2 separate regions of the Homo sapiens genome follow, and region 1 is linked to region 2. A link is an interaction called in ENCODE POLR2A ChIA-PET data of the cell type or tissue named here. Cell type or tissue: HepG2. All regions are shown on one strand. Links, peaks and the distances in the headings refer to the core of each region. The heading gives the core; the rest is flanking DNA. Region 1 overlaps FOXO3 (forkhead box O3). Region 2 has its middle 22 kb from the start of LINC00222.

The links. ChIA-PET counts read pairs that join two places held together with the same protein. Peaks named below come from ENCODE experiments on the same cell type or tissue, not always from the same donor. Only the 100,000 strongest peaks of a DNase experiment are listed, where the experiment ranks them.
Region 1: POLR2A ChIA-PET joins it to region 2 with 6 read pairs; 2 of 35 experiments call an interaction of 5 or more read pairs at or near these places.

What each region holds. Positions count from the first base shown.
Region 1 is chr6:108,600,763-108,606,144 of GRCh38, forward strand. The region is part of intron 1 of FOXO3 (forkhead box O3); the gene reads left to right. Among named protein-coding and RNA genes, the nearest start is that of FOXO3, 43 kb to the left of the region's middle. In HepG2, for the core only: no CTCF peak of the experiment used is centred there; no DNase peak of the experiment used is centred there.
Region 2 is chr6:108,726,725-108,732,106 of GRCh38, forward strand. No RefSeq gene overlaps it. Among named protein-coding and RNA genes, the nearest start is that of LINC00222, 22 kb to the right of the region's middle. RefSeq lists enhancers at 3,800-4,727, 5,062-5,382. In HepG2, for the core only: a CTCF peak has its summit at 2,262 (motif pointing left); a DNase peak (open chromatin) is centred at 2,377.

The DNA.
Region 1 (5,382 bases), core at 252-5,251, 130 kb before region 2:
TAATTTTTATAAGGGAAGAAGGATTATGAATACTTTTATGTCATTAAATAATCATCAATGACTTCAAACATCTTATTTTTAAATAATTGTAGAAGTTGTGGGAAATAATGCAGAGACATCCCATGTACCATTATCTAGTTCCCCTTGTGTTAATATATTGCAAAACTGTAGTTCACACAACCAGGATATACTGACATTGATACTGTCAAGATACAGAACATTTCTTATCACTGCAAGGATCCTTCCTATTGTCTTTTTTTTTTCTGACGGAGTCTTGCTCTGTCCGCCAGGCTGGAGTGCAGTGGCGCAATCTCAGCTCACTGCAAGCTCCGCCTCTGGGGTTCACTCCATTCTCCTGCCTCAGCCTCCCCAGTAGGTGGGACTACAGGCACCTGCCACCATGCCCGGCTAATTTTTTTTTTTGCATTTTTAGTAGAGACGGGGTTTCACTGTGTTAGCCGGGATGGTCTCGATCTCCTGACCTTGTGATCCACCCACCTCGGCCTCCCAAGGTGTCCTAGTGCTTTTTAAAACATTTTATTTTTATTATTTTATTTTTGAGACAGAGTCTTGCTCTGTTGCCTAGGCTGGAGTGCAATGGCACAATCTCGGCTCACTGCAGCCTCCGCCTCCTGGTTTCAAGTGATTCTCCTGCCTCACCCTCCCGAGTAGCTGGGATTACAGGCGCCCACCACCTTGCCCGGCTAATTTTTGTATTTTTAGTAGAGACGGAGTTTCACCATGTTGGCCAGGCTGGTCTTAAACTCCCGATCTCAGGTGATCCACCTGCCTTGGCCTCCCAAAGGGCTGGGATTAGAGGGGTGAGCCACCGCACCCAGCCCCCCTTCTATTGCTGTCTTATAGCAACAGCTACCTCCTTTCCCCTGCCTAACTTGACCCCTGGCAACCATTAATCTGCTCTTCATTTTTATAATTTTGTCATTTCAAGAATGTTACATAAGTGATCATGTTATATCATACAGTATATGGATTTTTGGGATTGACTTTTTCCATTAAGCCTGATTTCCTGGATCCAAGTTGTTACACATCTCAGTAGTGTGTTCCTGTTTGTTACTCAGTAGTGTTCCACTGTATGGCTAGGTTACATTTTATTTATTCACTCATCACTCAATGGACATTTGGGTTGTTTTCAGTTTGGGGCTATTTTGAATAAAGCCTTGTGCTATGAATATTAATTTACAGGTTTTTATGTGAACGTAAATTTTCATTTTTCTGGGATAAATGCCCAATGACTTCATTTTAATGATGGCAAAATATTTCATTGTATGAAATAAATATTTCATTAATTTAGCTGATTTCTTCTAAATGGGTTGTTAAGGGTTTTTCCCCCTAGTTTTTCTGCTGTTATAAATATCACTGATGAAAATATTTTAGGTAAATCTTAATGTATATCTACTTTTATTTCTAGAAGTGGAATTGATGTCTGAGAGCATACAGAATTTTAAAGCTTTGCTTTTTCTAGTCACTCTTTTTTTTCTTTCCTAAAATCTTCCTAAACTCCTACCATCAATGTATGAAAGTGCCCATTCTCATACCCTTGCCAACACAGAGCATTATTACTTTAAAAAATCTTTGTAAATTTCTGCCATACGCCTGTAGCAGCATAACCTAAAGCTTCACTGTAAGTTTTCCAATCCCACTTGGCCTAAGAAGATCTTTCAGAGTAACAGAGATGCCACCAAGATCTTGTTTTTTGCGTGAAGTTTGGGACTCTGCAGCTTCATAGAACCTCAGAGGATTTGGTCTAGAATGGGGTAAAGAATTACAGGAAATCACTGAGTTTTTGTATGTTGCTGCTGTCTGTTATTTGTCCCTCATATTTATCCAGAAGGAGGCAAGTGTGCTGTCATAAGCAATAGCATTAAAACCAAACCAAAAAAAAAAACCTTTTATTATTAACAAAGGTTATTTTTTTATAATAGATGTGGATAACTTTTTATAAAGGCCGATTAATATAAGCAATATAGATGATTGTGTACATGTGTCTTTCTGTGTGTTTTGTATTATAGGAACCTATTTTGAAGCTCTTAGAGCTGAGAGTTAAGTGGTCTTTTAATGGAACTGCTAAGACAAGGTAGAGTAGGAGATACTTTTCTTCCCTCTTTATGCTGAAGTGTTTTAGTGTTTCTGTCTGTGACTAGGCAGTAACTTTGAAAGGAATAAGATAGGGTTAATAACATATCTACTAAAACTTGGAAAATATACTATATTTTCTGAGATAAAAATCTTTGGATTGAAAATTACTTTCTGGTGGAATATGGCAAACTGACATTCATTCAATGTAAGACTTTTTTTCCCTCACTTTTTGTGTTTTCATCTGTAGTTTTTTTTTTTCTTTTTTACCTGTGGTACCATTTTTAAGGTGAATCAGGCCAGTTTCAGCAAAAAATGGTTGTACTGTTCATCACTTCAGTAGAAGGTAGGATGACTTCGATGAGGTTGTGCTCAGTAACTTCTCTGGTGCTGAATTAGTGTCCTGTGACAAAGAAGGATCCCATTCTTACAAATAAATGAATAAAGGAGACTAGCAGAATCTGGCATTTCTCTTTTTAAAAGTTTATAATCAATTATTCATTCAGTCATTCAAGTACCTTCTACATGTTTGCAGCTAAAGACTAATGAGTGTAATTAAACAAGTGGATCAAGTAAAGCATCAGCCATGAAAACTTTTCACTTTCTCGGGGATGATAAAGGACCCTCCTTTTTTTCCTTGTCATATTTTCCAGTTTATCATGATTCTTATGGTATTGGTGATTTTAACTTTAAGTGTCTAGAAAATTTACGCACATTTTGGCCTAGGAAAGAAAATACAGTATTGAAGAACAAGTTGAGGATCTCCAGGTATTAAATATAACCTGATTTCCAGAGGAACTTGATATAAAGAGGATAGGACTCTGCTAATGGGGAGAGGAGGGAATCATTGTTGGGGTTTTGGGTAGAGCATCTTCTTTGAACTAATCCTGGACAGCCTTTCCCAAACTGAGGGTGTGCCATCATTTCCTTGAGGGCAGTAGAAGGCCCTGAGAATCTATCTGACAGCATTATTGAAGCTCAAGAGTTTAGTTCTATTTTTTAAATAAAAATTTCCCAGCATGGTACATTAGACAATTTTTTTTTATTTAAAAAGAAGTATTTTTGTAATGATCTTGGAAATATCTATAGGTCCAGGAATTCCTAGAATAATTTTTTTACTATGAAATTGCCTAGGAATGGTGACTTAAGCTACTCTGAAATAATATGGTATTGAGGATGATCACATCCTGCAAACAACTGCAGCCTCAGACTACTTTGACTAAAAGGATTCTAATGTGAGTGGTTGGAAGGAAAGGAGGCAGCATCAGGCACAATTTATTGAAGAGGTCAGAAGTAGCTAGAGGAGAAACCAACTTTTTACTCTTAAATAATCAAGATTTTTATGTAGATATTTTAGGAAAGATATGGTCATTAAAATTTGGAATTATGGTGAATGAAATAAGTAATAAAGAAAAACTGGAAAACGACAGTACGCACTGTTAATACATTTCTTGGTGACTAAATGAGGTGAAAGTCATTGGGTTCCTTTGCCCTCTTCAGTGGCAGGTTAAGTTTTTATGGCTTATTATACCTTTGGATGATTGTGTAGAAGAACTTCCTGATATATTTTTTTTCTTTTCGAATTTAAAGGTAATTTAACAGCGACGTGCCTTTGCCTGAAATGAGTAGAAATGTTATATGACTTATTAGTATGTAATATTACTTCTGACACTGACATTTGTGAACAAGGAATAATCAGTTTGCTTTCTTGTTCATTATTATGTTTTAACAAGAAATAAGTGTTACAGTGTTAGAGTCTCTACTAGAACTGAATTTGAACAACAACCAGTGAATGCAGCCAAAGAAAACAGCCAGTTTGGATGTTTCAGGCCCCCTCAACTTTTTGAAGGTTGGGTTTTTTTTTTCCTTGTTGCTTTTTGCTTTTCAGTTTGTTTGGTTTGGACCCTTTTTTAAGTATTTGAAGGATTGTCTAAGCTTAAGTTTATCCTTATGGAGATGCCTTCACGTGGGGCATCTGAATGTCATGAGTTTGGTGATTCTAAGCCTTCCCGTTTTGTGACTTGGCTCACTTATGGAGTGTAAAGGCCCTATAAGAAGAGAGAAAAAGGTATTTGAAGTCAAATGTTTCTGTTTTGCAAATTTACTTTATACTGTTCCACCACAGGATGTGGCCTCTTGGCTTTATTAATTTTTATTTTTAAGCTTAAGATGTTGCTTAGGCCAAAATAAACTTTTTAGTTGAGATAAATGAAGTTCATAGTCACACTCTTTATCATGGGTATCCTTATATCTAATACTAACTTTTCTTTTTTTTTCCCTGAGACGGAGTCTCATTCTGTCACCCAGGCTGGAGTGCAGTGGCACAATCTCAGCTCACTGCAACCTCCGCCTCCCAGGTTCAAGCAGTTTTTCTGCCTCAGCCTCCCGAGTAACTGGAACTACAGACGCCCACCACCACACCTGGATAATTTTTGTATGTTTAGTAGAGATGGGGTTTCACCATATTGGCCAGGCTGGTCTCGAACTCCTGACCTTGTGATCTGCCTGCCTTGACCTCCCAAAGTGCTGGGATTACAGGTGTGAGCCACCGCGCCCAGTCCTACTATTTTTTTTCATTTTATTTTTGCGATTTTGAAAACTATTAATAATTTCTGAGCATTCACTATGTGTCTGACACTACTGTGTCTTTTACATACAGTATTTCTAATCTATACCTTGGAAGTTGCTCATTTCTCAGAAAAAGAAACAGGCCTAGATCAATTAAAAGCTTGCCTCAAATGACACTTCTGGTAAATAAAGAGTGGGATTACAGGTCTGATTTCAGAAATGGTTCAGGGATGATTAGAATTATCCTAGAAGGGAAAGATTTGTTTGTTTTGTTTTGTGTTAGCACAGGGAATATCAAGATGTTTCTTGTTTTGATTACCTGCTTAGATAAAGCAAGGGAACAGGCCAGGAGGCTGAACAGTTCTGAGAGGGAGGCATGGAAATGCAGCATGAGGCAAATTCGCATGTAGGACAGCAAATTAGATGAAAATTAGGTTGAAGGGAGAAGTCACAAGATCCAATTATTTTGTTCAATGTAGTGCTTTCAAATCACTCAAAAGACCAAAAAAAGTTTTATTTTGTCATGTGAGCATGTGATCCTGGATAGTTAATTGCTTTGCAAATTGTCATTGGTAAAATGCTTTGGAGGTTTTTATGTAAGAGTTACAAGTAAATTAAAATAGTTTGTGCCACAAAGAAACTTTGGTGCGAAACAGAACAATTATAATTTAAAAGAGGTGGGGCAGTATGAGAAAGCAACTAATTTGGTATTAAAGGTTT
Region 2 (5,382 bases), core at 207-5,206:
GCACTCCAGCCTGGGCAACAGGAACGAAACTCTGTCTCAAATAAATAAATAAATAAAATTATGTGAATGTGGCCTCTTCTCTCTCTCTCTCTCTCCAAGTAGCTTATAGTACCGTACTGCTGGTAACTGAAACCAGGGAAGGTGAGACCGTGGATAAGAGGGGACGGCTGCGTATCAATATAACCTATAACCGAATGTGACTAGTGATAACAAGGAACAAACTGTCACTGCATGCAACAGCGTGGATCAATCCTAAAAGCATCATGTTGAGTCAAAGATATGAGACACTACCCCCAAGTACACACACAGTATGTTTCCATTTATTTACAGTTTTTTTAAATCTACACTAATCTGTAGTGATAGAAAGCAGATGAGTGGCTGCTGAGTATGCAGTGCAGACAGGGATAGATTACACAAGGCACAGGGAAACTTTTGGAGGTGATGGAAATTTTCACTATATTGATCATGGTAATTTGCTAAAACTCATCAAATTGTACAATTTTACTTTTTGCAGCTTGTTGAATGTCAATCATGCCTTAATAACACTGAAAAAAACTCCACCTGTCCTGGGCCCATTTTTTCAGAGCCTGCTCCTGGTTTCCTAAGGGCCAAATCATCAAGCAGTAAAATCATGAGAGGCTTTTGAGAACCTAAGGAAGAGGAACTACTAAAAGCTAAGAGGGGCCATCAAGACTAGGTGCATTCTCCTCTCCTAAAGCTTCTTGGCTTGGGAAAGAAAAGGGGTGTGTAGACATAGGCTGAAGGGAGGTTAGTAGGCATTTGGGGCACTTGTGTGGTGCCCTGGTGAACAAGACTTGGAGGTGCCAAGGTGCATAGGCCACGTGAAGATACAGGAGGATGGCGCTGGGGGTTGAATGACCCAGGTGGTACAGATGAGGGGCCTGACATCACCCAGAGGGTGCTATCTGCTGGCAGCCACCCTTCCGCTTTGGCCTACTTCTGCTTGGCATTTTCAACTGTGACTTAGATGACAACATAAATTACAAGCTTGTTAAATATATATTCAGCAAATATCTATTGAGTCCTACAATGTGACAGGCACCATGTCGGTCCCACAAGGGATAGATGATGGGAGGAGATGACTTGGCCACCTGGAGCTTAAACAATAAAGAAAGGCTGTGAGACTTATATACTCACAAATATCCCGTTCAAAGTCTTGATTTGACACACAGAGCTGTGCTTAGAGAAGGAGTGTGGGGTTCCAAGGATTGCAAGGAGGAGGAGTGTGTACAGGGACAGGCGAGCACACGGCCAGGGAGCCCAGAGGGCTGGGTGAGTCTGGCCTTGCACGATTTGGGCGTTTGGTCTGAGAGAAGGGCAGCGATGGAGGATTTAGAGCAGCGAGGGTTGTGGTCGGATTTGTGGTTTTACTAGATTGCTCTGGGAGCTGGAGGGGGACTTGGAGGCAGAAGGGGATGGCAGCCCAGGGGAGGGAAGGCAGGGCCTCAGGGGCACAAGGGAGTGGCCTGCATACACGGCCCCCAAATGCACTCCTCAACCCTGGCCTCCCTTGTCACGTGCTGTGACCCTAAGCTGTCTCACACCTCTTGTCCCCTATCCCTGCTTCTCCAGCTCAGGCTCTTCTTGTCTTGGTGTGTCACTGTGAGCATCGTGTTTCTGAGCTCAGCTCTGAGTGTCTGCCCTAATCCTCGCCCCTCATAAAAGCATACCGATTTTGGTGTGGACAGATCTGGCTGCAAACCTTGGCTCCATTACTTATAGCTATGACCTTGGGCAACTAACTAAGCTTTCTAAGCCTCAGTTTTCTCATCTTTACAATGGGGATATCTCCCTCAGTACGATGACTGTGAGGATTAAACTGAATAAATATGTAAAGTGCTAGGTAAACTTTAGGCTTTCCCTCAGGTTTTGCCCCACAAAATCAGAATGATTCTTTGGCCTTTAATTTGGGGACAGAGAGGCAAATGACAATAACATTAGGAAATGTTGGAAATGTTAAAAATCAAACAATCTCTAGGGGCCAGAACGTCTCTAGGCAGAAGGAGGGTCCGGTAAAATCTCCCCTCCCCCATTCAGTTAGGAGGCACGTCAGAAAGTGTTGAGAGTGTAGGGGGCCTCAGTGGCCCCTGCACTAGGAAGGCAGCAGCAGGCGTTCCTGCTCCTACAGGAGACAGGCTGGCCCATCTCGGGAGGCACTTAGTGCTTCTTAACTAAAGGCGATTCTGCCCTCCAGGGAGCATTGGCAACGTCTGGAGACATCCGACTGTCACAACAGGGGAGTACTACTGGCATCTGGTGGGTGGAAGCCAGGGATGCCACTGAACATCCTATAATGCAAGGAGAGGGAGGACAGGGTCCCCCTACAACAAAGAATTCTCCAGCCTCCAATGTCAATAGTACTGAGGTTGAGAAACTCCGGGCTAGTAAGAAAGCCGGGTCCAAATTCCAACTCTCTCATTAATAGCATTGTTACTTTGGGAAGGTATTTAACTTCTGTGTGCTGGTTTCTACATCTGTAAAATGAGGATGATAATCACAGTACCGTCATAAGGTGGTTGTGAGCATCCAATGAGTTTACAGTAGGGATTGTGTTTAAATTACTGACTAGGACATAGGAAAACCCTATGTAGGAGCTGGGAATTGAACCATCTCCCATTGGAGATGCCACCTGGGGTCATAGCTCTTCCCCCAGGGGCCACATCCTTGCCTCCCTCCCAGAGAGTTTCTCTCTTCCCTAGGCTACACATCCCCATTCTTTTCAGCTGACACAGTGCCCAGAGGCTTTACCATGCTGTTCTGTTTTCTGGAAGGATTCTGTCAGAGTTACTTTTTTAAAAAGCCACCCTAATCACAAGGTCAAGAGATCGAGACCATCCTGGCCAACATGGTGAAACCCTGTCTCTACTAAAAATACAAAAATTAGCTGGGCGTGGTGGCGGGCATCTGTAGTCCCAGCTATTCAGGAGGCTCAGGCAGGAGAATTGCTTGAACCCGGGAGGTGGAGGTTGCAGTGAGCCGAGATTGCACCATTGCACTCCAGCCTGGCAATAGAGTGAGACTCCATCTCAGAAAAAAAAAAGCCACCCTAGATTGTACCCCACAAGCCCAGTGTCCTGAAAGCACAGAGGGACCACCACACTATCACCTTCCTAACCCGATGCAACCCTCTGGTGAATGTTATCTAAGATGGGGTTGGCATTTGTCATGAGAGTTGTGAGCTGCCGTTGGCTACTTATACTTTGATCAATTGGAAACTGCCAGCCCTGCTTCAGCAGAGGAGGAGCCCCAGGGTGGAAAGGGTCCTGAGAGGACATCACAGAGTACGTGGCTCTCCAGCAACAAGTGCTGTATCAAAAAGGAATTTTCTACTCAGCCTGAAAATTCAGTGAACTAAAACTCTGCTTTCCTTGGGATTAGGTAGGGTAGCATTGAACTGAAAAGATCCTCCCAGAAAAGCTATGTCACCAAGCAGGAGACCCTGACCCTTGCATGCCTTATTCCTCTTTCGCCTCATCTCCTCAGTGGGGTTATTAGTCTGATTCACTCTATCATTTCCTAAACTCCTCAGAGGATAGCCTCTTCTGGAAACAGGATCATATAAAAGATTCTCCTGGCCGAGCGTGGTGGCTTGAGCCTGTAATCCCAGCATTTTGGGAGACCAAGACGGGTGGATCACCTGAGGTCAGAAGTTCGAGACCAGCCTGGTCAATATGGCAAAACACTGTCTCTACTAATAAACAAATACAAAAATTAGCAAGGTGTGATGGTGCGCACCTGTAATCCCAGGTACTCGGGAGGCTGAGGCAGGAGAATCACTTGAACCCAGGAGACAGAGGGTGCAGTGAGCTGAGATTGTGCCATTGCACTCCAGCCTGAGTGACACTCCGTCTCAAAAAAAAAAAAAAAAGAAAGAAAGAAAGAAAAGATTCTCCTTTGTCTAACAACTTCACCCCACAGCAGTCTGCAGAGTAGCAGTTTGACAAATAAAACGGGAGATGCAGCTACTGCAAATAGCAAAAACCACTTCACTTCCAAATTTCCCAAGTCCCGGGGGAGCCCACTTAAGCATTCCTCCAATAGAGAGCCTGTTAAACCGTAATGGCTTTAATTTGGTCCAATTAACCTCACACTGGGCTAACTTCTGCCCTTAGCTATGGGTTGGCAGCTACTGCTGACTCCAGGTACAGTAGTGGGCAGGTAACACCAGAAACTAACTCGGCGAATGAAAGGAAAATATGTTCGCCACATCCTCCAAGCAGGAGGGGAAAAACGACCTGGCTCAGGCATGCTGCTCCAAAGTGCACATTCAACCCAGAAATCTTCCAAGAAGCCAAATGAGGTGAAAACAGGACATGTCAACTGAGAATGCGAGTGAGTTTTGTTTGTTTGTTTTACATTGTCAGTTGCCTTTCATTTGCAGAACATGCTGAATGGATGTGATTTCCAGCTCTCTGTGATTATAAGTCTGATTCAATTCCTTTCAAGGCATAAAAGCCTTTTCTTGCCGAGTTGTCTTTGGGAATTCTTCACTTGAAGTTTATTCTTTCAGTATAAGGCTGCCCTGCCCAAGTGGGAGACCGAGAGCCTGCTGTCTCTTTTACACACAGCGACCTGTGTGGGGTCCTCCACACCCAGGATTAATGTTCTTCTTTTTGGACATTTGAATGGTGGTTTTCACCGTCAATGGGCTATGGTTTGTAACTGAATAATGGGAAATGACAATAGAACACTTGGGGCGGGGACTGGAGAGCTGAGGTCCTCTGACCCAGCCACCTGTATTATATAAGAGAAATCAGAACCCAGACTCCAGAGCGTGCTCCCAGAACCCTGGGGTCCTGAGAGGGTTAAGTGGAGGGGTGTGGGGGAAGAAGCTGAGCACATCGAACCCCTCTTCCTGTTCAACTAGAGCATCTCCATTTTGATATATTTTCAACTTTTAAAGTTTTACATTTATACAGAAAAGTGCACCAATCACAAATGCACAGCTCGATGAACTTTTACAAACAGAACACATCTGCAGAACCAGCCCAGATCCAGAAACAGGGCCACCCCTCACTGCTGCCTTTCAACACCACCCCAGAAAGAAACCACTGCCCTGGACTCTCACAGCATCTCAGTGATACATTTTATACATTCAGGCTCCACATAGGATTGTTTTAAACTTTTTATTTTGAAATAATTATAGATTCACAGGAAGTTGCTAAGAGAGTACAGAGAAGCACATTGAATTTTATATTCATTTTCAACGTTCAGAAACAAAATTTTTAAGTTAAAAAACCGGTGGTTTAAACTAAATTAGCAAATGGACGGGTTTTGGAGCCAGGCCACGTGAGATTGAGTCCACATTCTTTCCCTTACCAGCACATGACCCCAGACTTGTCCCCTAATCATCCTGAGCTG